Regions from separate parts of the Homo sapiens genome. Here regions 2 and 3 are each linked to region 1. A link is a loop called in an ENCODE intact Hi-C map of the cell type or tissue named here. Cell type or tissue: mammary epithelial cell. All regions are shown on one strand. Links, peaks and the distances in the headings refer to the core of each region. The heading gives the core; the rest is flanking DNA.

Evidence for each region. Hi-C counts contacts between places; a loop is a spot of excess contacts. Peaks named below come from ENCODE experiments on the same cell type or tissue, not always from the same donor. Only the 100,000 strongest peaks of a DNase experiment are listed, where the experiment ranks them.
Region 2: a loop joins it to region 1, with 6 times the contacts of the local background. A loop is called at or near these places in 31 of 110 quality-filtered maps.
Region 3: it touches region 1 in a loop (18-fold over the local background); 7 of 110 quality-filtered maps call a loop at or near these places.

Annotation. Positions count from the first base shown.
Region 1 is chr5:73,443,754-73,453,489 of GRCh38, reverse strand. FOXD1 (forkhead box D1) reads left to right here and starts at 4,713. Exons shown (of 1, transcript NM_004472.3): 1 at 4,713-7,224. The coding sequence starts at 5,128. The coding sequence ends at 6,525. RefSeq lists a silencer at 1,904-2,113 and enhancers at 8,061-8,963, 8,964-9,736. In mammary epithelial cell, for the core only: no CTCF peak of the experiment used is centred there; DNase peaks (open chromatin) are centred at 4,759 and 5,639; H3K4me3 peaks cover 1,606 bases; H3K27ac peaks cover 814 bases; H3K27me3 peaks cover 384 bases.
Region 2 is chr5:73,307,983-73,317,718 of GRCh38, reverse strand. No RefSeq gene overlaps it. Among named protein-coding and RNA genes, the nearest start is that of LINC02230, 25 kb to the left of the region's middle. In mammary epithelial cell, for the core only: no CTCF peak of the experiment used is centred there; DNase peaks (open chromatin) are centred at 5,978 and 6,328; H3K4me3 peaks cover 409 bases; H3K27ac peaks cover 1,416 bases.
Region 3 is chr5:73,129,460-73,139,195 of GRCh38, reverse strand. It overlaps LOC105379030 (a long non-coding RNA gene), which reads left to right. Exons shown (of 2, transcript NR_134252.1): 2 at 6,913-7,188. TMEM171 (transmembrane protein 171) reads right to left here. Exons shown (of 4, transcript NM_173490.8): 4 at 7,387-7,658. The coding sequence ends at 7,466. Among named protein-coding and RNA genes, the nearest start is that of TMEM171, 14 kb to the right of the region's middle. In mammary epithelial cell, for the core only: a CTCF peak has its summit at 3,536; no DNase peak of the experiment used is centred there.

The DNA.
Region 1 (9,736 bases), core at 3,284-5,783:
GCCTGAAGAAGCAGGGTGGGGGAGGAAAGAGGCTGGCCCATGGAGTCCTGCCTTGGGAGAGGCTGCTGACCTGGAACAGGAGGACAGAAGGCTCTGCTCTGTCATGGCTGCCTCCATGAGGCTTAGTAGCAACACCCAGAATCTGTCTCCTCAGCCATCACATGGAGATACCCACTTCACCCGTTGTTGAAATTAGCTTGGCGCATGGGAACCAGCATGAGTGGCAGGTAATGTTACACCACAGGAGAATGCTGAAGTGGAGTGCCCTAGACAGCCAGAGAAAAATTTTAGATCATCTTGGGGCTCCCAAGGATCAGGACAGATAAGGAGGGGGACTAAGGGTGTAAAAGCATGGGGTGGGAGTAGGGATGATCACAAATTTGTCCAGAAATAATTCTGGAGGAGTCCCGACTTATGCCTTTTTACTGAAGGTGATGTGCAGAGTCTGAACCTGAAAGTCTCAAAATTGTGAACAAGTTGAGGTTTCAAATCCAGAAGGGCGAATCCCCCTTATGTTGTTCTGTCAGCAGAAACCGTCCCCCCTCACTTCCCCAATGTGTATGCTCTGTTAAGACAATGGGCTTCCTTTGAGGGCTTCTGGGGTGAAAAAGATAGAGGAAAATGAATATATCAAACATTTTATCAGTGTCTACTGCATGCAGAATAGACAAAGAACTAAGTGAGTGGAGGTTCAAAAACTAACAGAAAAAGAGAAGCAACCCAAATGTCCACCAATGGATGGATGGATAAACAAAATGTGGCATATACATTCAATGGAACATTATTCAGCCGTAAAAAAGAAGATATTCTGATACATGCTTCCACAAGGACGACCCTTAAAGACATTATGCTAAGAGAAATAAGTCAGACACAATGGACAAATGTGATTATGATTCCACTCAGATGATGTACCTAGAGTAGATACATTCATAGAGACAGAAAGTAGAATAGTAGTTGCCAGGGGCTGGCGAAAGGTTGGGGGGAGTAGAAAGATGGTTGGGGAAATGGGGAGTTACTTTTTAACGCGTACAAAATTTCAGTTTCGGATGATGGAAAAGTTCTGGAAATGGATAGTGGTAATAGTTGCACAACAATGTTAATGTACTTAATGCCTCTAAACTATACACTTAAGATGATTAAAATGGTAAATTACGTATATTTTACAACCCTACTCGCCCCTTCCCCTACTACCCTAGTAAACAATAAACAACTCAGAGCCCAGGTTTTGGCCCCCACACTCTTGATTTTAACAGGAATGGAAATGCCTGTAGCCCCAAGGAAGGACAGCGAAGGCTAAATGGGCCCTGGGGCAGCGACTCCCGGCATCCCTCCCTTTCGCGGGGGCGTCAGGAGGACCTCATCATCGGGCAGAATAACTACCTACCTGGCTACCCACGGGACGGAGCACCCTCAGGCCAGGCACTCGCGTTTTCTTCTGTCTCTTTTCAGGGCTCACAGTGACAGGTACAAACACTATCGCAATACAGCCTTCTAGAATGACTCTTCAAAGGAGGGTCGAGGCGCCAGGGGAACCGCTGGGGTTGAAAACACGTTCATGTTCACGTTCATGGGTAAAATCCTGGGATGCACAAGGAATAGCCTAGGTTCCTTCCCCGTAAGTCTGAGCCCCCAGGTCTCTTCCAGCCTTCATCCCCCTAAGGAGGTCCCTGGGCTTGGGGCGCTCATGGTCAGGGGCAAAGGACAAAGGGCGGAGGCAGGGAGCCTCCCGACGGTGGCGCAGCCTCTCCGGCTCTCACCTAGCGTAATCCACGTGACCCCCGCGCAGGGGCTCCTGGAGGGCCCAAACCGCTCGTGGGGGGAAAAAGCCTCAGCCTGCAGTCCAAGGACCTGCCTCCACTACCGCCCAGTCCCGGGCCCCCGCAGCCGGTGGGAGGGACGCCCGGGAGCCGGCTGCCCACACTCGAGAAACACAGGCTGCTGGGCGAGTTCCCCGCGCGGGCCGAGCTCCCAGGGAGTTGCCGGCCCGGGCGCGAGGGCCCGCAGGTCGTCGCACCGCCGCCAGGGGGCAACTCTGCCCTACGCAGGCACCACCGGGACCCGCCGCCCGCCACTTTCCGCGTCCACGCGAGCGGGTTGCGCCGGACGGGGGTCTTCGCGTCGCTTCCCCGGCTCGCCTCTGGGAAAGGTTTTGGTCCCTTGTACCAGCTTGGGGGCGGGGAGCCGGGGGAGAGTTACCAGCTGGGGCCGAAAGCTGGGAGCGCTGTAGAGAAGGAGGCCCGGGGTAGGGGACGATGGGGGAGACAAGGGGGTCGCGCAAGACGTGAATCGCTTGAGTTTCCGCGCTCGGGGAATTTCGCGACTGCGGAGCTAAAGGTTGCATACAAACATGTAGCTTAACTAAGCAAACAAAACAAGTGGTCACATCCACATGTGGGGCTTCAGTAAAGCTCGCCTAAATCTTAGTGACACTTCTCCGTCTCTGCAGCGGTCCCTCTGGGCTGATCTTCCACTCTGACCTTCAGTAAGTCCTAAAACTTTCCCCGGAGTGGCCAGGAGATAATTCGCCACATTCTGCAAACGTTTCCAGGGAAGAGCCTCTTAACCCTTTGGGGGAAGAACTTGCGGACAAAGTTACAAACGAACGCAGTCTATCTCCCGCGCCATGAACGGAATGATGGCTGTAACCGGTCATCTAAAGTCATTAATGGTCTGCGAACAAATTCTTCCTCTCTGTTTCATCTTTGAATAACTTCGCCACACACCAACCCTCAGTGCTGCGAAAGTCATGGTGTTTATTTAGATATCGACTGAGTACTTATAAAACTTAAACTTTCCAATGTAAAAGTGAACTCCTTGGTAAGGACTCCTGGCTGCATCAACAAAGCAATGTGATGCCTGATTAATAGTGCTGATTAATGTTGGCTCAGGTTAATGCTCAGCCTATTACAGTAATTAAATTGTTCACCCATATATCAAACAAGAGTTAATGAAAAATAATTTATTTAGAACGTCGAGGCTTTCTCATAGATTGTTCAAAGACCTATGATAGCCTTTATGGGTCACTTGTAAGAGTAACTGGTGGTAGCAGTCCTCAGCAACAAAAACTCGATTTTAATAGAGGTCTTTAGATGGGGAAACAGTTTATTTCTGAGGCTCTGTGATTGACAGCGGTAGTAATGACACGTTTCAGAATGTGAAAAGTACTTGGTCGATAAAATGATATACACAAGGGCAGCTGATGGCTGTTCCTACAGAACGCCATTGAATTTTGATTCTTAGTTCTTGTCAAGGGGTCATTTTAATCAGAAAGTTAAACTTTTGGGACAAGCTCCCCTCTTTGAAATAGAAGCATTTTAGGAAATGCACAAATAAGTGAATGTGAATTCAACAAACTATTAGGATTTTTCCACTAGCCAAAATAGCTCGTTTGAGTTGGTGATAAAGATAGGTATATTTAAAAGAGCATCATATCTTAATTATTTCCACTATCTTGTCACCCGAAAAGAAAACTGAATTGAGCGGAACTTTAATCTCATAAAAAAAATTTTCATCTCACCAGAAAGGATTAACAATATTTAAGGATTTTCCAAAAACACATTTTTAAAAAGTTTATCTTAAAGTCATCTATCATTATAGTTTCTATTAATAAGCCTCAGTAGAAATATGTATATGTTATGTAATTTAAGTATTTTGAGATTACTATGCAAAGTGCTGACTAGAATGTTCCTCCTACTGAGAACTATATAGCCCCATTATGAACGAACTTCTGTTTTTTTTTTTTTTTTTTGAGGCGGAGTTTCGCTCTTGTTGCCCAGGCTGGAGTGCAGTGGCACGATCTCGGCTCACTGCAACCTCCGCATCCCGGGTCCAAGCGATTCTCCTGCCTCGGCCTCCCGAGTAGCTGGGATTACAGGCGCCGCCTACTAATTTTTTTCTATTTTTAGTAGAGACGGGGTTTCACCATGTTGGCCAGGCTGGTCGAACTTTTTAGTAGTTTCTAGGTGCAATTTTTGTGCGTGTATTTGGGTTTTCACTAAAAATTTCAATTTCTTCTCCGAATTCAATTATTACGTTCTTTATTCCCATGACATTTGTCAGATCGTCTCATTAGAGTGGCTTAGTTTAACTGTCAAGTCTCTAGGGCATTCAATCGCAGAGAAGTGAGTAAAACGCCAGTCTCACAGCGTTTTTATTAACAGATGGCGGAAAACAAACGTCTTTGGAGTAAAACCGAAGAGAATGGGTTAAAGGGTCAATAAACAATTATTATCGTGCTTAAATTGGGGGGCTTCGCATCAGATCCAATGGGGGGCCGCTCGCCCGATCTGGAGGGGCTGGACACCCCCAACCGACCCCAGAGCGTCCCCCAGGGGCCACCTCAGAGGATGGGGTGGTTATCCCCCGGCTGGAAGGCTCCTACAGGCTGTCGAGGGGTCAAACCAGAGTGTCGCGGGTGTGCTTCTGAGGTTAGGGTGGAGGACTAATTGAGGAGGCTGGGAAGTCTAACTCGTGCAGCGGCCCTCGGTGCAGACAGCCGCGTAATTCGGGCATCAGCCTCTTTGGCAAGAAATAGTGAGGTCCCCTCTCCTCCCCACTCTTCTCAGCTGCTGCCTCCCTCCTACGGGTGAATTTTCTCTCCCGAGAAGGGCTGATTTCCTAGGCTTGCTTTCCTTCCCTCGGCAGCGCTCTGACGTGCACACCATGTGACAGGCCCCCTTCTGCTATAAGCCGAGGAAGGTCCGCCCTCTCCTGGACTCAGCCCTGGCCTCGCCGAGCTCTGTTCTTAGACTCTCACCCGTCCCGCACGTTCCTGGGCGCCTGGCGTTCTGATTCGCCCGCCCGGGCCCCGCCACCCCCTCCTCAGCTGACGGGGCAAAAGCTGCTCCGAGAGGAGAAGGTCAAGTCCTCCGCCCGGGCCGGGCGCGAGCGGAGCCCAGGGAGCGCAGCATCCGCGCGGCTACCGCGGCGGCGCAGGAGTTATAAAGTCGGCGCGCGAGACTCCGCCGCCACCCGGCAGCCCCGGCGCAGCTCCGGCAGCCGCAGTCGCAGCGCCCCCAGCGTGGCGCCCCCCGGCCGGGCCTGCCGCCCGGGACCCGGGCTGGGGCGCAGAGGGAGCCCGGAGCCCGGCGCCCCCATGCGCCGCCCCGCCGCCGCCGCGCCACAGCTATGACCCTGAGCACTGAGATGTCCGATGCCTCTGGCCTCGCCGAGGAAACAGACATCGACGTGGTGGGGGAGGGCGAGGACGAAGAAGACGAGGAAGAGGAGGACGACGACGAGGGCGGCGGTGGCGGGCCCCGGCTGGCTGTCCCCGCGCAGCGGCGGCGGCGGCGGCGCTCGTACGCCGGGGAGGACGAGCTGGAGGATCTGGAGGAGGAGGAGGACGACGATGACATCCTGCTGGCCCCGCCTGCTGGGGGCTCCCCGGCGCCCCCGGGCCCGGCCCCGGCGGCGGGGGCAGGAGCCGGTGGGGGCGGCGGCGGCGGCGGCGCGGGCGGCGGCGGGAGCGCGGGTAGCGGCGCCAAGAACCCGCTGGTGAAGCCGCCCTACTCGTATATCGCGCTCATCACTATGGCCATCCTGCAGAGCCCCAAGAAGCGGCTGACGCTGAGCGAGATCTGTGAGTTCATCAGCGGCCGCTTCCCCTACTACCGGGAGAAGTTCCCCGCCTGGCAGAACAGCATCCGCCACAACCTCTCGCTCAACGACTGCTTCGTCAAGATCCCCCGCGAGCCCGGCAACCCGGGCAAGGGCAACTACTGGACGCTGGACCCGGAGTCCGCCGACATGTTCGACAACGGCAGCTTCCTGCGCCGGAGGAAGCGCTTCAAGCGGCAGCCGCTGCTCCCACCCAACGCCGCGGCCGCCGAGTCTCTGCTGCTGCGCGGCGCGGGAGCCGCAGGGGGCGCGGGCGACCCGGCAGCCGCCGCCGCGCTCTTCCCGCCCGCGCCCCCGCCGCCCCCGCATGCCTACGGCTACGGCCCCTACGGCTGCGGCTACGGCCTGCAGCTGCCGCCTTACGCGCCGCCCTCGGCCCTCTTCGCCGCCGCAGCGGCCGCCGCCGCCGCCGCCGCCTTCCACCCGCACTCGCCCCCGCCGCCCCCGCCACCGCACGGCGCGGCCGCCGAGCTGGCCCGGACCGCCTTCGGCTACCGGCCGCACCCGCTCGGCGCCGCCCTACCCGGCCCCCTGCCGGCCTCCGCGGCCAAGGCGGGCGGCCCGGGCGCCTCAGCGCTGGCGCGCTCGCCCTTCTCCATCGAGAGCATCATCGGGGGCAGCTTGGGCCCGGCCGCCGCTGCCGCCGCCGCCGCGCAGGCCGCCGCCGCCGCTCAGGCCTCGCCCTCGCCCTCGCCGGTGGCGGCGCCGCCAGCTCCCGGATCCAGCGGAGGAGGCTGCGCGGCGCAGGCGGCCGTGGGCCCGGCGGCCGCGCTCACCCGATCCCTCGTGGCCGCCGCGGCCGCCGCCGCCTCCTCAGTCTCCTCGTCCGCCGCCTTGGGGACTCTGCACCAAGGGACTGCCCTGTCCAGTGTCGAGAACTTTACTGCTAGGATTTCCAATTGTTAATAACGCTATGTTAGCGCGCTCGAGGAAGAAGGTAGGAATCCCGGCTCCTTTTCTCGTCTTGGTGGTTCGGTGTTTTGTTCGCTCCTCCAGGCGCGGCCCCTCTCGACCTCGCGCGCCCATTTTCGCCGCTGCGAATTCTCGGACAAAACTGTCAACAGCCCGGGCGCGCCTTTTGGCTCTGCGGGTCCCTCTATTTATGCAAAGCCGACCTATGCTACAGCCCCCCAACCCCCGACCTGGGGTAGGGAGGAAGAGGGTGCCGGGGAAGGGAGTCCGCCCTGTCCAGGCACTAGAGGCTCCCTTGACGTTTGGCAGATGAAAAACAACTAAGCCTTTTTGAGGTGTAGAGATTCTCAGGTCCAGGCGTTAAAAAATAATGGTCAAAAGAATAATACAAAAATAGTAAAGGTCTTGAAGAATGCCAGCGAAGCAATTCTTTTTTATTTGAGGACACTTGTCTGGTGTACTTTTTCATGAAAAGGAAAAATGGTTAACATGTTTACACAAGAAAAAAAGTCAAAATTATCATTTATTTCAACCTGTGTTTTGTATCATAACAGACGTGTGGATTTTTTTGTACTTACTGCGTATTCTTTACAAGGAGTATTGTAAATTTTACTGGCAATTATTATTGTACTATTCTAAATGTAAGATTTTTACACTTTTTCAGAAATAAAAATGCTTAATTTTCAAAGAAAATTCACCAAAATGATTGGCTTCAGTTGTCCCCTTCTTAGTTTTTCTTTTCTACTTAAAAAAACTTTCTATGTGGGGTAAGCAGGAACTCAATATAGAACAGACTTAAATACTTTCAGAGAGAATTTAACAACAGCATCATGCCATGATTTTTCACTTGAACTTCCTAAGTGAAAACCATGGTAGGAGATCAGAAATTATTTTTAAATGACTACAAATAAAATAAGTTACTTTGGTATACATTTTCAGATCTGACTCTATGCCATTTTAAAGCGCATTGAAGTATGTTAAAATTAAAGCCACAGGTACCCAAAGATAATTTTATAGGAACTTTGCATTTCATTTTTGAGCTTCCTTCCTCATTTAATTTCCACTCAGTTCACGACAATATTATATCTGCAGAAACTGTCAACATAATATGTTGTAATGGAAGTGAAACAAAGAGGCAGTCTAGTTTTAAAATTCTAATAGGAAAAATTAGTAGAGATCATAATCAGTTAAGGAGCTTCAAAGCCGTAAATAAGGACATATTTGCATATATGAAATAAATCATATTTAAAAGTACCAGTATTTACAGCTACTATGTTGCAGATGGAAGGAATGCGAGTAATTGTATAAAGAGGTTTTTCTCTTAAAAGGCCAATTTATTGAAATTCTAGCTTAAGTGAATAATTTAGGGTATTTAAGATAAACCTTCAACTTTGGGATGCTTTAAAGAATAAAAAATGAAAATGTATCAGGTGTTCATTGAACTAATTTATTGAATTTAGGTGATTTAGGTTTATCTTTTTCAATTTTTAATGTCTTTTAATTATTACATGAAATTTCTAGTTCTTTGAAAAAAAGTGAGGCACTAGTTTTGATTACTACAATGTTGTGCGCTCCAAATAAAACCTAGGCATATGTAACACATAATTTAAATGTCTAACATTAGTGTTTGCAGCAGAGATTAAATATTCAATTTCTTTAAAATGTCTGGACAGGTATATATCTGAAGATTCGCAGATTTAACTTACCAAGTTAATGAAATCTGCATTATAGGGTCAATATGTTGCAATGATACTCATTCATGACGCCCTGTCTCTTTTTAGGGAGAAAACGGACTCTCACGGGCTCAAATGAAGTTCTTCCCCGTCCCCGCAACCCTTGTTAAATGTTTGGAGGAGGTTAAACCCTCTCACTCTCAAACTTACCACTAAATCTATAGATACAAATTGAAATACTGTTAGACCAAAGTCTTATATACAAAAGTTACTTTTACTCTAGCCCGGCTAAGAGAGAGGAGTCATTGAACCCGAGAACGTCCGGACTCCACGCGCCGCCCCGGGTGGAGAGGGGTTGGCAGGCGGAATCCAAACGGCACAGACACTGCTGGCGCGCCTGGTAGCCTTCTGTAACGCACGCATCTGAAATTTAGATCTGAAAATAATTACGAAGAGAGCCAAGAACAAAACCGTGTGTATTTTTAATTTTTGCGCGATGCGTGGATGTCCTGAAATCGGGGAATTCTGGTTAATCTTGTCTCTCGTTCATATTCCCACGTCTTCAAAAGTGCCAGGACCGGTCCCACCTCCAGGGGTGTCAGTGCATTTAAGAGAATGGCAAGAAGGCATAGGGCGATCCAGGCCTCGCTCCGGGGCCCGGGGTTGGGATCCCGCTTCACGCGCCCCCACTGGAGACCGCAAGCCTGTTTTTAAACAGGTGGAGAGCAGCGTGAGCCCAGAGCTAAAGGAACGTGTAAACCCAAGCCGCCTCGATTCCGAGTTTTGCGTCCTGCCGCTCACCTCCCCACCCTCTGCGTTTGGGGTTCCGTTCTTGGCCTTGCAGACCCTGCGGGCCTGCTCCCGAGAGGATGAGACTGGGGGAAGCAGGGCCGCGGGGCGGGTGAGGTATGAGCTGCGAGAGGTGTGGGCCGCGGGGCAGGCGAGGGACGAGTGAGCCGTGGACCCTGGATGGGCGAGCCAGGAGCGCGGGGCGCGCCCCGTCAGGCCGTGCAGGCGAGCAGGTGCTGGAACAAAGGCTGCGGGGCCGCCAGGCTACCGCGGCCTTTGATGGGCAAGGACGTCTCCTCCTGGGGCTCCTCATTCGCATGCAAATCCAGCGCTGGTCCCCTTTTCTTTGTAGGCAAACAGAAGGATGTTTGTGTGTTTGTAGGAACGAAGCCTGCTTGAACAAGCCTTCCTCAATAGGCTGGGTCTCGAAAAATAAACCAGTTGAACAAACATTGGCCACCAGCTCTCCTCCTCCCAACTACAAAGTGTGGATTTGCTACAACTCATTAACCCGACGCTTTTCTCCCCTTCTCCTTGTTTCTCTGCTCATCAAACGCCCCCGTAGAGCCTCGAGACAAATGACCGAAGCTCAGTCGGGAGGGAATTGCAGTTAATAGGGAGAGGGATATATTGGGGCTGATGGTTCAGGCAGCTCCCGGAGAAGGACCACACAAAAAGGAGCCTCTCCATTCAGGGCTCTGTTGTGCGCGGAGATTTAATCTGCAGCTAGGTTTAGCCAAATG
Region 2 (9,736 bases), core at 4,676-7,175, 140 kb after region 1:
TTCAGCACAGCAGTCTTGCTATGGTCACCTTGACCTGCTTAATGGTCCACATGACTAATTGCAATAAAGGCTCAGGGTGAGAAGGCTGCTAGGTCTTGCAGTTTGGCACTCTCAGCAGGGGCGTGCAGGGATGCTTGGGGCTCATATGGGGCTGCTTCTTCCCACAGGCAGCTCTCCCAACCTCAGCCTAGCCCTACCAGGCTCTAGAAACTGCCTTGATTCACCTAGGAGAGGTTCATTTTCAGACCCCAGCAAATGCTTCTTTGTCTTCCAAGCAGTTCATTTTGGCTGCCAGAACCTGAAAAGTTCTTGCCCAAGGTTGAGAATTAGACAGAGATGTTCCCACATGGGGCTGTACAAATGCCCACACAGTCTACTGTGGGCCAAGCAAGGTCAGCACGCAGTTGTAAATGCTACCCTGACAAAGCCAGCAAGTTACTGGAGCTGAGCCTCAATAGAATCTTTGTACAGTACAGCTGGTCGCTTAACTCTAGGTGCCCATGGGAGACCTGGAGGACAGATTAACCAGGCCAGCAGCCTCAGGGGAGGGACTGAGGCTCAGCCTCTTTGTCATAACCAATCAGGTGTGAGGGAGGAAGATAGCATTAAGAAATAGCCTCCCGGATATTTCTTTTAGTACAGAATTTGAATTTACTCCTAAGAGGAAGCTACTGGGGCCTGAGCAGTGATTGCCATTGATTCCAGGGCTCTGGGAGCTAAGATTCTAGGCAATAAAGGACTTAAGTGTGTGCATGTGTGTATAAACCCTTGGCATGGAAAAAATATGAAAAAAGAAGATCCAGAGGCATTTCTTATTTTACTCTAAGACAGTCCATTTGAAGATGACCCTTATTCCAGAATACTATCCAAGCCAGGACAACAGTTTCTCCGCAGTGTTTGAGAACAGGCTCCCTTCCTGCCAAGGCATGATTTTTCTGGTGGTTGGTGGTATGATTTAGGGATAACTTGGTGGTACAATGGAGATTACAAATCCCTTCACTAGACATTAAAGAACTACATCTATATTGTATTCACATATCAATGATATTCAAACAAAGCAACAGGAAACAAGATATATTCTAGTCTAAACTCAAAGATAAGAACATCTTTTGGTTTCAAAAACATATGTAGTAAAGCCCTATTAGGTAATATATTTATTTAACTAAATTTTAGAATTTAGTGTAAACTACTCCCATGGAAGATTTGCAATCAGATGTTTCAGCCAGTAACTAAAATGTGCATTCCCCAAAGGTTCAAGAGGTAGGCGACAGACACTCACAATGAGACACTGAGTACCGAGGCAGGGAAGTCAGCCGTGTAGGCAGGGACTCCTTTTCTGCTGCCTCCTAACACCCAGAACAGTGCCAGGTATACAGTAAAGACTCAGTAAATGTTTGTTGAATGGATTAATGAGCAAAAGACATCCTCTTCTTTGAAGGCTGGCCTAGACACTGTTCTAGCACATGAATGTAAAAATCTCACTAAGAAAAATAGCAAATTGAAAAATAATATTTATCATATGATACATGTTTTGCTTAATGAAAAAAATCTCACCTGGCACAGTGGATCATGCCTGTAATCCCAGGACTTCGGGACGCTAAGGTGGGTGGATCTCTTGAGGCCAGGAGTTTGAGATCAGCCTGGGCAACATGACGAAACCCCATCTCCACAAAAAGTTTAAACAATAGCCAGGCACGGTGGCACACACCTGTGGTCCTAGCTACTCGGGAGGCTGAGGTGGGAGGATCACTTGAGCCCACAGAATTTGAGGCTTCAGTGAGCTGTGATCTCACCACTGGACTCAAGCATGGGCTGCAGAGTAAGACCCTGTTTCCAAAACAACAACAACAACAAAAAAAAAAAACCCCAACTCTGTACATTTAGAAGTGCACAGAAAAAAGTGCTACTGAAAGGTTATACTTTGCACTGTTAACCACGGCTACCTCTGAAGACTGGCACTGACTTAGGTAAGAGTCCTACCACATTTTGCATAATTTATGCATTTCTGCATTGTTTAACCTGGTAAAATAAGTTTGTATTACTTTCATTGGTTAGAAAATCAAGATTTTTTTTCAGACCTCACTTAAATAATACTCTCTAATATGTGATTTGATGGAAAAGAATGTTAACTTTTTATTAAAAGAGAAATCAAAGTTTAGAACAGTTCATCATTTCTGAAGGTCAAGATAATCTCCTAACTTCTGATCAAATGGATCTCTATCCACCAGGCCAGTGGTAAGTTATTTTCTAAAATGCTATTTTAAAAAGCTAGTAGAATGTTAAGAACTTCATTAGGTTCAATATTTATTTATTCAATCAATATTTATTGAGTGCTATGCTTACCTTATGGGCTTTTCTGTAAAACAGGGATTGTAGTACAAAGTGTAATATGGTGGAAAGAAGTCGGGGTTCTATGTGGATTTTTTTAAAGTCAATTCCTGTCAGAATTGGAATCTCAGACTGTGGCATTTCCTTGTCAAGGCTGATTGTTACAGCTTATTGTTCATCTCAGTACTTTATTTCCATTCCATCTCATGGGTAGAATGTCCATGTAACAGGATGTGGTCATATGATGTTTCTCCTGTAAACTTATCATAACTGCAACTGTAGATACACAACAATCCATACACTCAATGAAAATAAACTTTCCAATGAGGGCTCAAACTAACCACCTTCGAGAATTGCTCTTTCTGATTGTATTTTAAGGCCATTAAAATATTTGTTTAGTGATTTATTCTTCCTGTAGACAGATGTAGGTATCGGTCTATTTTTCACATTACAGTGGAGTTTTCTTTTTAAATATTCTCCTTGGCCTTGCGGTGAAATGCGCAATATGATACTTCCTCATAGTGACACACGTAAAAGCGCTATTCATCAAACAGTATTTTCAAGCATACTTCTCGTTATTCTTTCAAGTACATAAACATAGAAAAACCCTTTACTCTCTTCATAATAGAAAAAGAACCGAAGATGTGGTACAATTCCTGACATGCATGTACTTGGATCTTAAGAACAGAGCTACCATATTTCCCATAAAGTTCTCTCTTGGTCTCTCTCCTTCTCTTCCCACACCAACTGCATAACTGTATTTGGCCCACAGCTAAATCAAGGTAAATGAGACATGACCTATTAAAAAGGAAATGAATAATTCCAGTGAGGGGAAAATTGCATTCCTGACCAGAAGCATGGAAGTCATGGCTTGGATGTATAGGTTTACTCTACCACTTTGCTAGATGATTTTGCTTTTTGGGTGGCATGTCTTCCATCATCAAAATTACCTTATGTAGTCAGCAAAATAAGTCAAATCATGTTGTGGTGCTATCTACTTTAATTTTTTTCAAGGTTCTTTCTAATGGATTCTTTTAAATTAATGGATGCGTATATAGCACTCCTTTTGGAATATTTCTAATTAAATTCTCTAGAACTCGATTTAAATCAGGACTTAAATGATCTGCATGAACAGGCACATGGGTCAGGGCTTTGTGCATAAAACTATCAGTAGAATTCCTCATGTCTTCTGAATGCCAGTGGAGCCAGCCTTGTCCCAACTGTGTGGATGTGGAGGAGGAGGTGGGGTTTGAGAAAGAGCTTATTAAGAGCCTGGCATTTATAGAATTAGTAAAATGCCAGAGATTATGTCTGAAAATAGAGTTTGCAAATTGGAAGTGTCACGTGAGCATTCAATGTTAATAATTATCTTCATTATAATCAAGATTAAGGTGGCTTATCTGGACTTCTTGTTCACATAAAGATGTTTGCTTTAGAAATATGCCTGCTAATTACTAAGCTCTGAATTATAGGTCTGAGATACATTTGAATTTACTCTCTCTACTTTTTTAATGATTAAAAACAACATAACAGCTTTTCAGGCAATTCATATCACCCCTAAACTGGAAACAACTCTAATGTCCAGCCAGAGAAGAGTGGATGAGCAAATTACGGTACATTCATATAATGGAATACTACTCGGCAATAGAAAAGAACTAACTACTGATACACATAGCAACACAAGTGAATCTCAAAAACATGCTGATTTATTAAAAAAAAACAGATACAAAAGAGTACATACTGCATGATTCCATTTATATGAGATCCTAGAGTAGGCAAAACCAACCTATAATGACAGAGGGCAGATTGGGGTTGCTTGGGGCCAGGGTGGGGAATTGCCAGCAAAGGGGCACAAGGGAATTTCTGATTGATGAGAATGTTCTATATCATGATTGTGGAAGTGGTCCTGAGGGTGCACACATTTATCAAAATTCACCCAGCTGCACACTTAAAATGGGCATATTTTATTGTGTGTAAATTTCTCTCAATAACGTTGATTTTAAAACAAGAGCTAAAAACAGCAACAACTAAAACATGACCATGGAGTATGTATTTGAGTCTTGGCAAGTGTCAGATTTAAAAAAATATGCACCAAATGGTTTAGTCATGGTTACTCCAAGGGAATAGAATTTGTAGGGGAGGGATGAGAGGAACGTGTTTTGTTTTGTTTTGTTTTGTTTACTGTATGCCTTTCTCATAAATAAGTATTGCCTTTGTAAGAAGAAGAAGAAAGAAGAAGAAGGAGGAGGAAGAAGGAAAGGAGGAGGAGGAAGACGAGGAGGAAGAAAAAGGAGGAGGAAGAGGAGGAAGGAGGAAGAGGAGGAGGAGGAAGAAGAGGAGGAGGAGGAAGAAGAGGAGGAGAGGGAAGAAGAAGAGGAGGAGGAGAGGGAAGAATAAGAGGAGGAGGAGAAGGAAGAAGGAGGAGGAGGAGGAAGGAGAAGAAGAGGAGGAGAAGGAGGAAGAAGGAGGAGGAGGAGAAGAAGAGGAGAAGGAGGGGGAGGAGGAGGAGGCAGGAGGCAGAGGAGGAGGGGGAGGAGGAGGCAGAGGAGGAGGAGGCAGCGGCAGCATAGTCCCAGATAAGATAATGATACACTGAGAGAAGTTGAAAGAAGTCTCCCTGGTTCTTAGTGTGCTCACACTTATGGTATGGGTTTAGCTGCGTGTGGTTATGTGGTTAAATTAACATCATGCTTCGGGCTTGGAAGGGGCAAGCTTCTAGAAGACTCCCCCGTGTGGAGGCTGTGGTCTCCTAATCTGAGCTGGGCTGTGTTTGCGGAGGCACAGCTTCCCCAAGTGGAAAGTAACAGGCAGCCAACAATTTAGCCCTGAGAATGGCTGGGGGAAGGCTGTGGCAGCGCCATGTAACCCTCCAGGAAGTGACAATCTTAGGATAAGGGCTGGTGGGTCCCTAAGGAGCTTCACTGACCGACCACCCCTTCTCTTCTGTGGATTTTAGCGTTTCCTTTTAAAAAGCTGTCTCATCTCAGCTGGGTTAAGGGGAACCCAGAACTTTTTTTGGTTGTCTCATTTGTTTTGGCATTGAATTTCAGAGAATAGGAGATTGTCTTTGGTGGCCAGCCTTCGTGGTGACTGAAGGCATAAAAATGAGGAGCAAGGAGCCAAGGCTGCTTTCACAGACCCCCACCCCCATCCCACTCCCAAGCAGTTCTTGTTCCCAAGATTTTCTGTGAAAAACGGGGCGCGGGGGTGGAGGTTAGGGTAGGGACGCTTGGTTAAAATTACATGTGCCCAATATAAAACAGTAATTTAAAGATTAGCTTGTAGGGCAGCATGCCTTCCCACATGGCAAGAAGCAAGTCTGGCGGGCCTCTGTCTGTCGGGTGATTTGGAGAAGCCCCGGCCGCGCGCCTCTGCCGGGTAAAGGCCTGGGACTGACTGACCCGTCTGTGTTCAGCCACTTCGGAAACAGAAACTTCCCAGGTGGCATGGGAAAGAAAACACCAACCTAATCCTGAAAGGGTAACTTTAAACCAAAGCCCAACCAAGAAAGAGAGTGGGAGAGAGACTGCCAACCAAGACAGGCCAGAAATAAAAGTTCCATTGTCCTTGTGGGACGGCTCACAGCCGCACCTCCTGTCCGCCTGGCCTGCGCTGCACCCCGACACCCGCGAGACCGCGTTCCAGTGGCAGGCGGCCTTCGTCCTGCGTGCTGCAGCGAGGGCTCACGCTGCAAGGAGATGACACTGCACATCATGAAACAGGAATGCAGCTAACAGCAAACCCGCCAGAAAACATGAATGATGTGTCTGGGAGTGCTGGGTCCATGGGCGGAGGGCGGGGTAAGAAAAGGAGGGGAGCGGGGGAAGGGGAATCATCCCAGCTCAGCTGCAGCTGAGGACAGAGACCCTGCCTTCAGGAGTGAGACAGGTCCTAGGAGATTTTAGTGGCTGCAGGCCAAACGGAGCCACTCAGAAGGATCTCCTCCAGCCAAAGTGCAGGCAGCCGCTCACCCTGGGGGCTGAGGCTGTCTAGGGCAGCCATTTGCTTAATAAAGATCCCTTGAGGTTGGCGGGGTGACTCATGCCTGTAATCCCAGCACTTTCGGAGGCCAGGGCTGCAGGAGGATGGCTTGAGGCCAGGAGTTTGAGACCAGCCTGGGCCACTCAGCTAATTTTCTTAGTTTTTGTAGAGAGAGGGTCAGGCTACAAAAAATAAGAAAATTAGTTGAGTGTGATGGCGGTGCCCGCCTGTAGTCCTAGCTACTGGGGAGGCTGAGGCAGGAGGATTGCTTGAGTCAGGAGGTTGAGGTTACAGTGAGCTATGATTGTGCCACTGTACCCTATCCTGGGCGATACAGCAAGACTCTGTCTCAGTTTAAAAAATGTCTTGAAAGGATAAAAATCCCCAAATTAAAGGTTTTAAAAATAAAAGAGTGGCTAGACCATTAACAGACTGACAAAGTAGAAAGAGCCTGGGATGCAAGGCAGGAGCCATGGATTTTAGTCTCTGACTCTGGATAAGTCACCTGTCAGCTTTGGTTTTGACACCAGTTACAGTGAATGGGTTGAGCCCAGCATCTGCCATCCCTTCTGGATCTGGCCTTCCGAGATTCTGTGAGCACAGGCCTCCTGGGTCCAGAGAAGGGGGTTTCCTCACAGACCCTTCCTTCCCTCTGGTTATCTCATTCTCCCCACTGCTTTTCAGAGATCTCTGAGGTTTCGGCCAGCTGGGAAATCACCCTGTTCTTTGACTGAAACCCACTCAAACCCAAAGCCATAACCTAACCCCTCAAACTGGACGAATATAGAGGTGTGGAGCTTGGTGAGCTTGAGGATTCTCAATGCTGGGGAGGGAAGGTGCTGCCACCATGGTGACAAGGGGTCTGGGCATGCTGAAGACAGCTTAGAAGACTTTGCAGTATCACACCTGGGTCCTCCTTCCTCACCTTCCACCAAAAGAGAAAAAATAGAAGCTTTTCCCAAAACTTAAGAACATTCTAAAAACTGGCCCTTCTTTACAGATGGGCTGCATCCCCAGAGGACTGTTTAATCCAGGTGTGATTATGTATGTGTTAGCAGTTAGTATTGGCTAGCAGGCAAGCCAGGGATTTGGCCTCAGATTTGGCTGTAACTAGCTCTGTAGCCTTGGTAGAACCATGGCTCCTCTCAATGTCTTAGTTTCCACATCTGTAAAGCAAAAGGCTGGATGAGATGCTCTCTGACAGACTTTGAAGACATTCTCTGATAAGTGTGAGCTATCCTTCGTGCACCCTGTTCTGCCAATCTCTCCTGTTTTTCCATCTTTTGTCAAGCTGTAGAGGCAGGGTTGGTGAGAAGTGATGGTGAGCTGATGCCTCTAGTAGAACCGCCTAGAAGCACAGCAGTGCTGGGGGATCTCGGACGCTGGCAGTCCTTCGCTCTGATGCATGCCCTTTTCCAGCAGCACAGACAGGCAAATCAGATGGGAGGGCTGGCTTCATGGAAGTGTGATCTTGGAAGGGCCCCATACTTGGTTTAATGTTCCACTGTTGCTGTCTTGAAATTTTAAAAAACCTTTTTAACAAGGGGCCCTGCATTTGCATTTTGCACTGGGCCCTGCAAATTATATAGTCAGTCCCAGCAGGGGGCCTTGCCAGCTACTTGGATCAGGAGCTAGTGGGGACAGATCTGGCAAGGGTACAGTGCCACAGATTCTAGCTCCCCAGACTGCAAGGCAAGAGATCCATGGGGTGTGTGGACGTGGCTAAATGTATGGACGTGCAAGCATTTAATAGTGAAAATATACTGGTAACTCTTAGGTAGGGAACTTTTTCTTAACAAAAAGCACAAAATACATATATCAAATGTGGGCCGGCGCACATGTGTATGTGAACCCAAACACACACACACACACACACACACACACACACACACACACAGATGCACACAAAAAACCTTAAAATGGCCAGAGACTTTGAGCAATTTAAGATCAATAGTGAACCAAGGCTGGGTGTGGTAGCTCTCACCTGTAATCTTGGTGCTTTGGGAGCTGAGATGGAAGGATTACTTGAGGCTGGGAGTTCAAGACCAGCTTGGGCAACACAGCAAGACCCCCATCTCCACAAAAAATTTTTAAAAATTAGCTGGACATGGTGGTGCACAACTATAGTCCTATCTACTTGGGAGGCTGAGGCAGAAGGATCCCTTGAGCCCAGGAGTTCAAGGTTGCAGTGAGCTATAATCATGCCACTACACTCTAGCCTGGGTGACAGAGCATAACTGTCTCTAAAAATAAAGAGTGAACTAAATGTCAACTTACATATGTTTCAAAACTGAGCAAATTTCCTAAATCAATTCATTGGAAGACCCTAATAAGATATTCCAACTTTGAAAACTTTACAGAGGTGACTTTTAAACAGAATATGATGGAGAATCAGGGCATACCTCTGAGTCAGGATGGTCACTTGGGCAGGAGTTTATGCCTTGTCCATGATCTGATCAGAGAGTTTACATGTTCATTACTATCACTGTCTTTCCAAGGAGATACATGCTACCTCTAATATCTGGATATTCTCAGATACTTAATAAAAATTTAGTTGTATTCATCTTTGTGTCTTCACAGAAATATTTGTGTCTTTCACAGAGATGCCAGTGTGACCAGCATAGACTTTGTTAAATAAATATTTGCTTATTTAATGAATACTCATTCACGAGTAGACAGGATTTTTTCTTACTAACTATAACACATCTAATTAAGGAGGATGAACATATATTTAGCTATGCAAGAATATCATGGATTCATAGAACATTAGACAACAAAGTAACCCTTGGCTATTATCTGGTCCAACCCTCTCATTTGATAGATTAGAAAACTGAGGCTCAAAGAGTCTAAATAAGTTATTTGAGGTCACATAGCTAATCTGTACCAGAACCCAGCTCTTCTGACATCTAACCCAAGTGAAATTTTCCACTAAACCACTCTCCCTTAAGAATCGGGAAGCTTAAATAAAGAATTGGAGGTGTTTACTCAGCACATATATAGTCTTCCTAACCCTTCATTATGGAGGGAGAAGAACTCAACTGTTTTAATTGCCACCTGCAAAAGTACTTCGTGATCCACTACAGTTACATTTGTGGCGAGACCCTGTGAAAGACAATTTGAGATCTAAGGCAAAATGAGAAGGAAAGAAGATCTAATAAAAGCTTTTTATTTGCAGATTGGAATTAAGTGCTCTGTGCCCAGGCCTTTGGCTTTATAATGACTTCAGGGTTGCCACTTTAATGCTTCAGCGAGCAGAAAATTGGAGAGCAAAAACGACAATCAGTCAGCCCTGCCAAGCAACACCCCCTCAAACCTAGCAAAATGTAATACTTTGCTTGCTCAGAACAACTCTAAAACCATCTCAGCTCCATTCATACCACAGGTTTTGAGGAAGCTGCAATACAGTGATTTTGTGTCACCAGACCAT
Region 3 (9,736 bases), core at 2,531-5,030, 310 kb after region 1:
TATGTGTAGGGATAGATACATATTATATATTGTAATATATATTTTATATATACACACATTCAAAATAAATACAACTGAAACAATAAAAACTTTCAGACAAAAATACAAAACTTAATTTTAGCATTTTTTTCCTCATAGCAAAAAATTGGAAACAACATAGACACTTAACAGCAGGGAACTTGTGGAAAAAGTACACTCGCTTGTCAAGGATCTTTTAATCTTTTAATTTTTTTTTTTTGAGACAGAGTCTTGTGTTTTCTCCCAGGCTGGAGTGTGGTAGGCACAACCTCTGCCTCCCAAGTTCAAGTGATTCTCGTGCCTCAGCCTCCTGAGTAACTGGGATTACAGGCGCACACCACCACGCCCAGCTAATTTTTGTATTTTTAGTAGAAACGGGGTTTCACCATGTTGGCCAGGCTAGTCTTGAACTCCCAACCTCAGGTGATCCACCTGCCTCAGCCTCCCAGAGTGCTGGGATTATAGGCATGAGCCACCATGCCCAGCTCTTTTAATCTTTTAATATTACAAATAATAATAATAAATTTCTCAGTAGCATGCCATGCTGTTTGATAGCACTTATCTACTTCATGATCTGGCTGGCAGCCAGTCTCTATAATCTCCAGCGTTTGCTGGGGAGGTGTTCCTGGCCAGAGCTGCACCCCACCAGCCTGCCTAGGGCTCCAGCCCCTCCCCTGCTGTACCTGGGCTCAAGACCCAGCCCCACCTAGGCTCCTCACTATGTCTCTGTAGATTGCCCAGCTAAGACTAATTCCAGGGGCATTGGGCAGCACCATTCTGTGGTTCTTCTTACACACACACACACACACCCCTAACCACAGGCCATTCTGTCCATCCCAACTCCCTGCAGAAGAGGCTACATGCTGTGACCACCCTCTGCCCGGCTCTTCCGTGCTGCTCCCGCCAATTACCAGTGCTAAGGGAATTTCCAACTGAAGTAGCAAGTGTTGAAGTGATTTTTCTTCCCAGGTTGGGGAACCAAAATTGCCTGCCCAATAGCAAAGAGCACGCCGCTCTGGTGCATGCTATGGCCTTACACTGAACTTGAAGTTTCCTTTTGAAACTTTGACAGACACTTTGCCCTCTCTAATCTCATCCCACTTCCACCTGGCAAGGTTCCAGAGGGAAAGGTTTCCAAAGCCAGGAGCCTAGGGAAAGGAGTGGAGGAGACCCTTATAGGAGCTGGACTGGAATTTTAGTGTCTTTCTAGAGCTGAAAGGCACCCTAGAAATGGGCGAGGATGGGAGAGGGGCAGTTGCCTGCCCACAGCCACATATAATGGTGCTAAGATCCTTTCCCGGTGCACAGCTGTGACGGACACAGGCCTTGGCATCAGGCAGACCTCGGCACAGGTTCTGGCTCTGCCAGAGTCTACCTGCAGGACTTGTAATAACATGTTACCTTTCCCAGATCAGCAGGGATGAGTCCATGAGATACTGCAGGGAAGTTGCTTAGAGAGGCCTGGCCCCTGTAAGACCTGTGCTTCCGTCCTCACCTGCAGGCTCCTAGGGGTAAACTCCAGCTTGACAGAAAAGGCTGAGACAGCAGCAGGGTAGGCTCCCAGCAACTCTACTGCCTGGAGGACCAGTGATATAGGAGTTAAAAAGGAATTATTTAGGCAGATAGTGAAGGTAAGGAAGCCCTTGGTAAGGTTTTCCTTTTGATGAAAAGCAGCCCCCAAAATCATTTTGTTTTCTAACAAAGACCAGCCTGTAAAATCCAGCTGCAGATATAGACAAGGAAGCTGGAAGCTTGGACAGGCAAATGCTGACAGTTGTGCCAATAGGAAAATGCTACCTGGGAACAGGCATGTTCAAAATGGCGGCTCTATTTGCCGTTTTCTTCTCTTTGCCAGCCATGTATACAGTAAGGAGCTGAAAAGATGGTGCTAGCAGAGTAGAAAGTCCATTTGCATAATAAGATTGGGGGGAAAACCAGCCTTCCCCCACACACCATGTAAACATCACACCTGATCGAACCAATCTGTGGGCCCTATGTAAATCAGATGCCGCCTCCTCAAGCCTGCCTACAAAGTCTGGCGCAGTCCACCGAAGGCTGGCTTTTCCCTTTCGGACACCTCTCTCTCGAAAGAGAGCTACTCTCCTTTCTCCTTCCTTCTGCCTATTAAACTTTCTGCTCCTTAGCCCATTCATGTGTCCGTCTGTTTAATCTTCTTGGCGCAAGATGAGGAACCCCAGGTTTTTACCCAAAACAATTACGCTGCTTCGCCAGGAGAAAGGAACAGAGTTTCAGAGCCTACATAAAGGAATCTTGGAGGCAGTGTAACACCTATGGGTCTGAGGAAAGGCAGGTGCACCACCAGCCGCATCTGGAGGGGGGGTCTAGGACACTAGGCAGACAGAGAAATGGCTGCTTCCTGGGTGGGATCTGGTCCCCTAGGAAGACTTTGAGTTTGAGGAAGAGCCTCAGCCCCTGCAGAGGCTCTCCAAGCCTCTCCATCCAGCTGGGTTCTGACCACTCAGTCCTATCTTCCCAGGAAAAGAGACAGTCCTCCTGCTTCGTGAAAACCCCTTATAAATTAGTTATTTGGCCTACCTGGTACCAGCAGGCAGGATTCACTTGCTATTCAAAAGCCTTTAAGGAAATGTCCTGGGAGTGGCTTGGCTCAGGACAGCTGCGGAGTTTCCTCCCCCGCGACCTACTCACTCACCCACCCTGCCCAACTTCCAGCCCCTTGCGGCTCTGAGCAGCTTTGGGAGAGAACACACGGTGTTTAAGTGGCTGCCCACTGCCCTCATGAGCCTGCTGCCTGCCCGGCCTGTCCCCTTGGGGAGGGAGGGGATATGTCACACTACACTTCTGGCCTCACCTCAGCCAATATCTCCCCGGGGAGGTCGCCGGGCAGGGGCAGACAGCATTTTCAAGCAGTCACATGCCATACCGAGCAGGGGTCTCCCCCCACCAAGCATTCCTTAGGGAGGAAAAGCTGCATCCCAGTTGTCCACTTGGTTCCTCTTGGGGTGCTCGTGCTGGCGGCAGCATGCATGAGACTCCAGGAATCCCAAGTATGCAAGATCCCGGGAGGGCTTATGGCCTGCAGCCGAAGCCAAAGCCAGAAGACCATGCATGGTTCCCCTTCAACAGTCCAGGACGTTTCTCCCCTCAGGCCCACCACCCCCACAGTGTGCTTCCTGACTACCCTCTCTCTGGGAGAAGCTCCTACATCAGGGGCCCATGGAGCAGGGTTTTCTGCACCCAGGGAGCAGCCAGCAGAAGCCAGCCCACCGTCCTAACCCGGGAAAGTCACCCACCCTGATTCACCAGGGGTTGGGGGCACTGAGGGCCAGGACAGTTTTCACACTACTCCTCACTTGAAGTCTCCAGTATTTTCCATTTTGACCCAAATATCATTTTCCTCCATCTCTGCCTGTTGTGATAAACATCATCTGGTGCTCCCACGGAGCACAGTCTTGGCCTCTTCCAAGATGAAGAAGCAAAGATAAAAACCACACCTTCCTTAATAAATGAGTCCAAGATCCCCCGTCTGGAGATAGAGGGGTACTGCACACTTGTGAGAGGAACAGGAGGGTGATGAGCCCCTGGCTTTGTTTCCCACGCCCTTGTGGGTGTCTCACCAACAGAGCTTCCTGGGACACTGGGACAGAGAGACTGTAGGAAGCCCCCATGAGCACTGGCGGCTGGGGGCTGAGTGTGAACCCACACCCCTCCCCATGAGAACCCCTAGCACAGGCTGGGACATGTACACAGGACTCCCCAGAAGGCCAAGAAGCGACAAGAGAGGTCATAATCCCAGATTATCTAGCCCACAGGGTATGACCTCTGCAGTTTATCTTGTCACCATAGGCAGCATTTCCCAGATTCCCAGATGGTAAACATTATCTCCTGGGGTGGAGGAGGTGGTAGATTTATTGGGCAGGGGAATTTGACATTTTCAACAATTACTCTAGGTGGTTCTCATCTTCCTGGAATTTAGGAAACACTGCAGGAATTTCCACCACTTGACAGGGGCCCCACCTGAGCTCTGCATATGCTCTCAGGAAAGATCCTGGCTGATCGGCCGAACTGCCAGGTATCTCTTCCATGACCTAAGGCCAGTTCTGAGGTCTAATTCCCAGTTCCTGTCTCTGGACCCACTCCTTTCCTAAGACCTACCCTGGAATGATGGCCCCTTCGGGAAAGACCCACTGCCCACATTGCCTCAGTGCTCAACACAGCACCCATATCAGAAAACCAATGGCCACATCCACATGACTGGGGCAGGGGGCAGGCACCATAACTCTTCCTATCCCCACGTGAAACTCTCAGGTAGAAACTGGGTGAATATTGCCTGCCCCTCAGCTTTCATCCTCTGGTGGCAAGGGTGGGTCGTCCCACCTGAATTTGTAGACCTCATCACTATTGTATCTAAAGTGGGGCTATCAGACCTCCCAAAGCCATAGGAGGAAAATTTGGAGCAAGATTTGTAAGATTCTGTGTGCTGATGATAATGTCTGGTATTCTAAACCAAGTAACACACATGAAGAGATACTCAATATCATTGGCCATTGGAGAAATACAATTCAATGAAAAACTGCTTCATATCAAGTAGGATAGCTATACTTTTTTAAAAATAGAAAACAAGTGTTGGTGAGGAAATGGAAAAATTAGACCCCTCAACACATTGCTGGTAGAAACGTAAAATGGTGGAAAACAGGCTGGTGGTTCTTCCAAAACTTAAAGTTAACATGTGATCCGGCAATTCTGCTGCTAGGTGTATACCCTAAAGAATTGAAAACAGGTACTCCAACAAATACTTGCACATGTACGTTCATAGCAGCATCATTCACAATGGTCAAAAGGTAGACACAACCTAGATGTCCACCCATGGATGAATGGATAAACAAAGTGTGGTATATTCACACAATGGAGTAGTACTTGGCCATAAAAAATGAAGTACTGATATATGTTACAACATGCTAAATGAAAACATGCTAAATGAAAGACATCAGACACAAAAGGTCACATATTTATGATTCCACTTATATGAAATACCCAGAATAGGTAAACACATACAGACAGAAAGCAGACTGGTGTTTTCCAGGAGCTGAGGCATAGAGGAGGAGAAGGAGGGGCTGCTTAATGTGTGTGGGGTTTTATTTTAGGGTGATGAAAATGATTTGGAATTAGATAGAGGTGGTGGTTTGTATAACACTGTGAACGTATTAAAGGCCACTGAATTGTTCACTTTAAAATGGTTAATTGTAGGCTGGGCACAATGACTCACCCACTGAATATGGCAAAGGACTGATAGAAATGAAATAGACTTCCATAACCTGCAATCCCAACAGTTTGGGAGGCCAAGGCAGGAGGACTGCTTGAACCCTGGGAGTTGGAGACCAGCCTGGGTAGTATAGTAAAATCCCATCTCTATGAAAAATTTAAAAAATTAGCTGGGTGTGGTGGCACTCGCCTGTACTCCCAGCTACTCAGGAGGCTGAAGTAGGAAGATGGCTTGAGCCCAGAGTTAGAGGCTGCAGTGAGCTGTGATCGCATCACTGTATTCCAGCCTGGGCAACAAAGTGAGACCCAGTCTCGAAATACATACATACATACAAACATAAATTGTTCATTGTATTATGCAAATTTTACCTCAATAAAAAAGCTAACAAACCTAAGAAAAACAAGGCACAGTCCACCGAGGGGGCTTTCAGAAGCTGTCATCCTCTGCCAGCACCGTGCTAGGAAAAGAACGCGTCTTGCTGGGGGTAAATGATTTGGCCCAGCTCTGCTGCATGTGATTTCAGCCCCACAATAAACATTCTCACACTTTCAGCATTTTCAAAGCTGGGAGGTTTGAAGACTTCAGCTTCAGTCTCAGGTTTGCTGAATACTGTGAAGGACTGATGGAACCGGAGTAGATTCCATAACCAGAAGATCAAACTTATTCCTGAGCCTGGCAACCCCCTTGCTGAAGTTTACTAGCATAGCATATAAATGTAAAATACCCAGTTACAAACCCCAACACTGAGCCATTAAAAAGGTTCTTGATTAATATGAGGACTCATAAATGCTTAAAAGTAATTCTACCTAGAAGTTTCAGCTCAGGCATTTTAAACAGCGGCAGAAGGAAGTTTTGTTCTAATTTTTAAATGTGAATAATTAACCTCCCAGGAGGAAAAATAGCAGAATTTTAAGAGCAGTTCAAGCCAATAAATGTCCAATTTAAAAATAGATTAGTACTGCTGGTACCAACTGCCACCCTGACTTATCTCAGTGGCAATTAACATGAAATCAGTCATTACTTCAGTCAAACTGTTGGAGCCTGCACGCCCCTTTGCTCTGCTTTCAGGCACTTAAATGCTGGAATGAACCAATTTGGGGGAGATTATGGCTTGTGTAAAAGGCATTAAAAAATTCACATTTTTGCTACACTAAATGTTGTTACCAAAAAAGCTGTTACTACAGATTTCGTATTCTAAAAATCAGTTTCTTCCAGTTGGAAATACCATTAGTCATTATTTCTTAAGGTTTAGATCTAGCATTAAATAAATACATATTAACACACCCAACTATACAACAGGCTTTGGCTAGCAGTATCCTTATAAGAATAAAAAAGCAATGGTTCAGTCAGTTTTGTTCTAATATGTCATCATACAGAAAGGCAAATCCTTCCTGAGCCTCTTGAGGAGAACCTAGTTGCCAAAGTGTTCCTAGAAATTTCCTGTCAAGAAATTTCACTATAAAGAGACTCCAGGGTATGAACATGCTTGTGACTGCCCCAGCATAAAGCCTCCCTAATCGTCTTCTTTCAAAAGCAAAGAAAAGAAAAGGGGAGTAAGAAGAGGAGAAAAGAGGAGGGGAGAGAAAGAGAGAAGGGAAGAAGAGAAGAAATAATAAAGAAATGAAGGGAGTAATCTTGTTTCTCTGTTTCAGAAGCAGCTAACCCTGGAGAGAGAATGGACCAAGCTAAACATTAACCATTGCTGCTGGTAGGCCTCTGACAGCACAAGGTGGTGAGCCTGTCTTTCAGAAACCAGCTAGCTGGGTTCAAAACCAAGCCCATCATGTAGAAGCTATGTGACCTTGAAGAAGTTAATTAGACTCTCTGAACCTTTGGTTCTTTATCCACCAATAAAAATAATCTCACCTACCACCCAGGGTTGTAGGTCCAAGTGTATAATGTACAAATGAATAAATTAAGACAGTCTCACTCCTGTTGTCATTCCCTTGTCATTGAAAAGACATTGAGTACAAATGGATAGATGCTATCCAAAGAGGACACGTTCAGTGCCTGGACCATGGGCACTTTGCCCCTCTCCATGGTCTGAAGCACTAATGGCTGGAATCTAACCTGGAAGGTTGGTTACCCTTGTTGATGCTGTAGCAGGAAAGTCAGAATATAGCCAATGCTATTGTATTTTTTATTTAAAAAAAATTAAATAAAATAGTGATCCATTGCATATAAAACTGAACTAGAGTCCATAGTTTACGGTGGGGAAGGCTCAGAAGATAGAGGCAAGAATGTAGCTGCAGCATTTTCTTTTTCTTCATATCTAGGAGGCAATTCAGATGGAAGATGTGGAGTGTGTGAGGCCTCAGAAGATGAATTCGTCCCAGAAATGGTATATATAGATTCACAGTCTCTTTCAGAGGCTGCACCCTCTGAAGTTGGGGTCCTGCTAAAGAGAAGGAGAGAGAACATGAAGGGGAGGGGATGAAAACAGTGACACCCCTTTAGTACTAGGTTCTTTTCAAATGTTTGATTACATGCACTTAAGAGTATTTGCAAGAATCTGAGGAGTAATTTCTCCCTCACTCTACTTTTCATAGATTTGTTTTGATTTCTTACCTCTTCCTTTTCCTAGAGCTGAGTGTAACATTAAGACAGTCTCACTCCTGCTGTCATTCCCTTTGTCATTGAAAAGACATTGAAAACAAATTTACAGACACCATCCAAAGAGAACATAGACACACACACACACACACACACACTTACTGTTCTCTGCTATTCTGTCTTCTGGGACAGCTAACATAAGGTAGACAAACTTTTGCATATGGAAAATTAAAACATTAAGCCACAAACCTGAAGGACGGCAGGAAGGCATATTGGCTAATGGAGTGGGCTCTAACAAAGGCCAACCTGCACTGGAATCTACTCTGCTGCTTCCCAGCTGTGTGATCTTGGGCAAGTTAGTTAACATTGCTAAAGCTCAGTTTCCTTATCTTGAAATGAAGATGATAACATTCCTTTCTCCTAGACTGGATATGGGAGTTACATAAACTAATGCAAGAAAAGCCAGACCCTAGGACACAGAAATCATAGTAGCAGCAGCAGTAGTTTAAGTTACTAGACACTGATTTTAGGGTTTGGGGAAGTTTATCATTAGAAGAAAAAAAATACAAACATTCACGATGAGAATTCTACAGAGGTCCAGCCCTAGCCTGCCCTTTCTCCATGCAGGGCCGTTCCCACATGCACCTCCCTGGATCCCCCCATCACGACCCCATATGAAGCTGTAAAGCCAATTCTGTCCTTGTCAGCCACCTCTTTCCCTCTCCCATCAGATAACCTGTCCCCCTGCTTTTGTGGGAAAAGAATCTCTACACAACTTCATTCCCTCCAGGCCCCAGAGAAAAGGCACCCTGGCCCCTGCTCCAAGGCCCACTGCCTGCTCTGTCAAGGCAGGGTGGAGAGGGAGTTCCTTAAACACGAATAACAAGGTAAGGTGGTGCTATCCCCAGCAATGAGCACCAGTCTCTCTGTGCCTGCTGCTCACTGCATGCAAAAATGCACATATCTCATTGTCTTACCTGCTTCACCCTGTGACAATGTGAAGCAATTCTTCCTTCCCTTCCTAAACCCTGGTTTCCCATTCTAGAAGGTACCACCAGAGCCTTCTCCAGCCCTGCTCCCTGAGCACACCATTTCTGGGGTATGCACAAGCCCCTCCTGGGGGTCTCCCACTAGTCCCTGACTCTTTGCCCTTCTGGTTCTCCAACAACCTCTGCAGCTCCATCTCCATCACCTCCTCTCTCTCCCAAAACCCAGCCCTTCCCAGTCTGCCTCCAAGGCCCTCATCTCACTGTACCGCCACCATCAGCCGCCCACCATCCTTTCCCCACCGAAACCAAGCTCATCACTCACGTCTTCTCAGTTGGGGACCTCTGAGCTTCCCTGTCACTCACCCTGGAACTCATCATCTTCGCCTCTTCCTCAATGTCATTCTCCATCCAGACCCCCTCCCCCAGGCTCCTGGCACCTCAGGCCCGTCCCACTAGAGCCTGCCTCGCTGCATTCTGTGTGGGGTGGGTATTGACCTGATATTCTCTGCGGCCCAGGGAAGGAGCGAATATTGAAGGAGAGGCCCAGTTGTGTTGGATCGGGGCTCAGGCTGACTTTAGCCAGTCACCCAAGCACGGCCATCAGAGTACTAAAGCCCTTCTGTAACTGTTGGGGATCCCCTGAGACCCTCACACCTCTCCATGATCTAAAGCAGTGAAGCCTAGCATAGCAGGGGCCTCCTGGCCCAGTCCTGGTGCTCAGTCTGATTGGTGGGTCATTAAACATTCTTTTTTTTCCCCCTGAGATAGAGTCTCTCTCTGTTGCCCAGGCTGGAGTGCAGTGGCGCGATCTCGGCTTGGAGCAGAAGAATAGGGTGTGGAGGCAGGGAATCTACGGCCGTTTCACGCTGACTTCCTAGAACTAAATTGAAAGGAAAACCCTAACTTTCCACCCCTGAGTAACAAAAGGACCAAA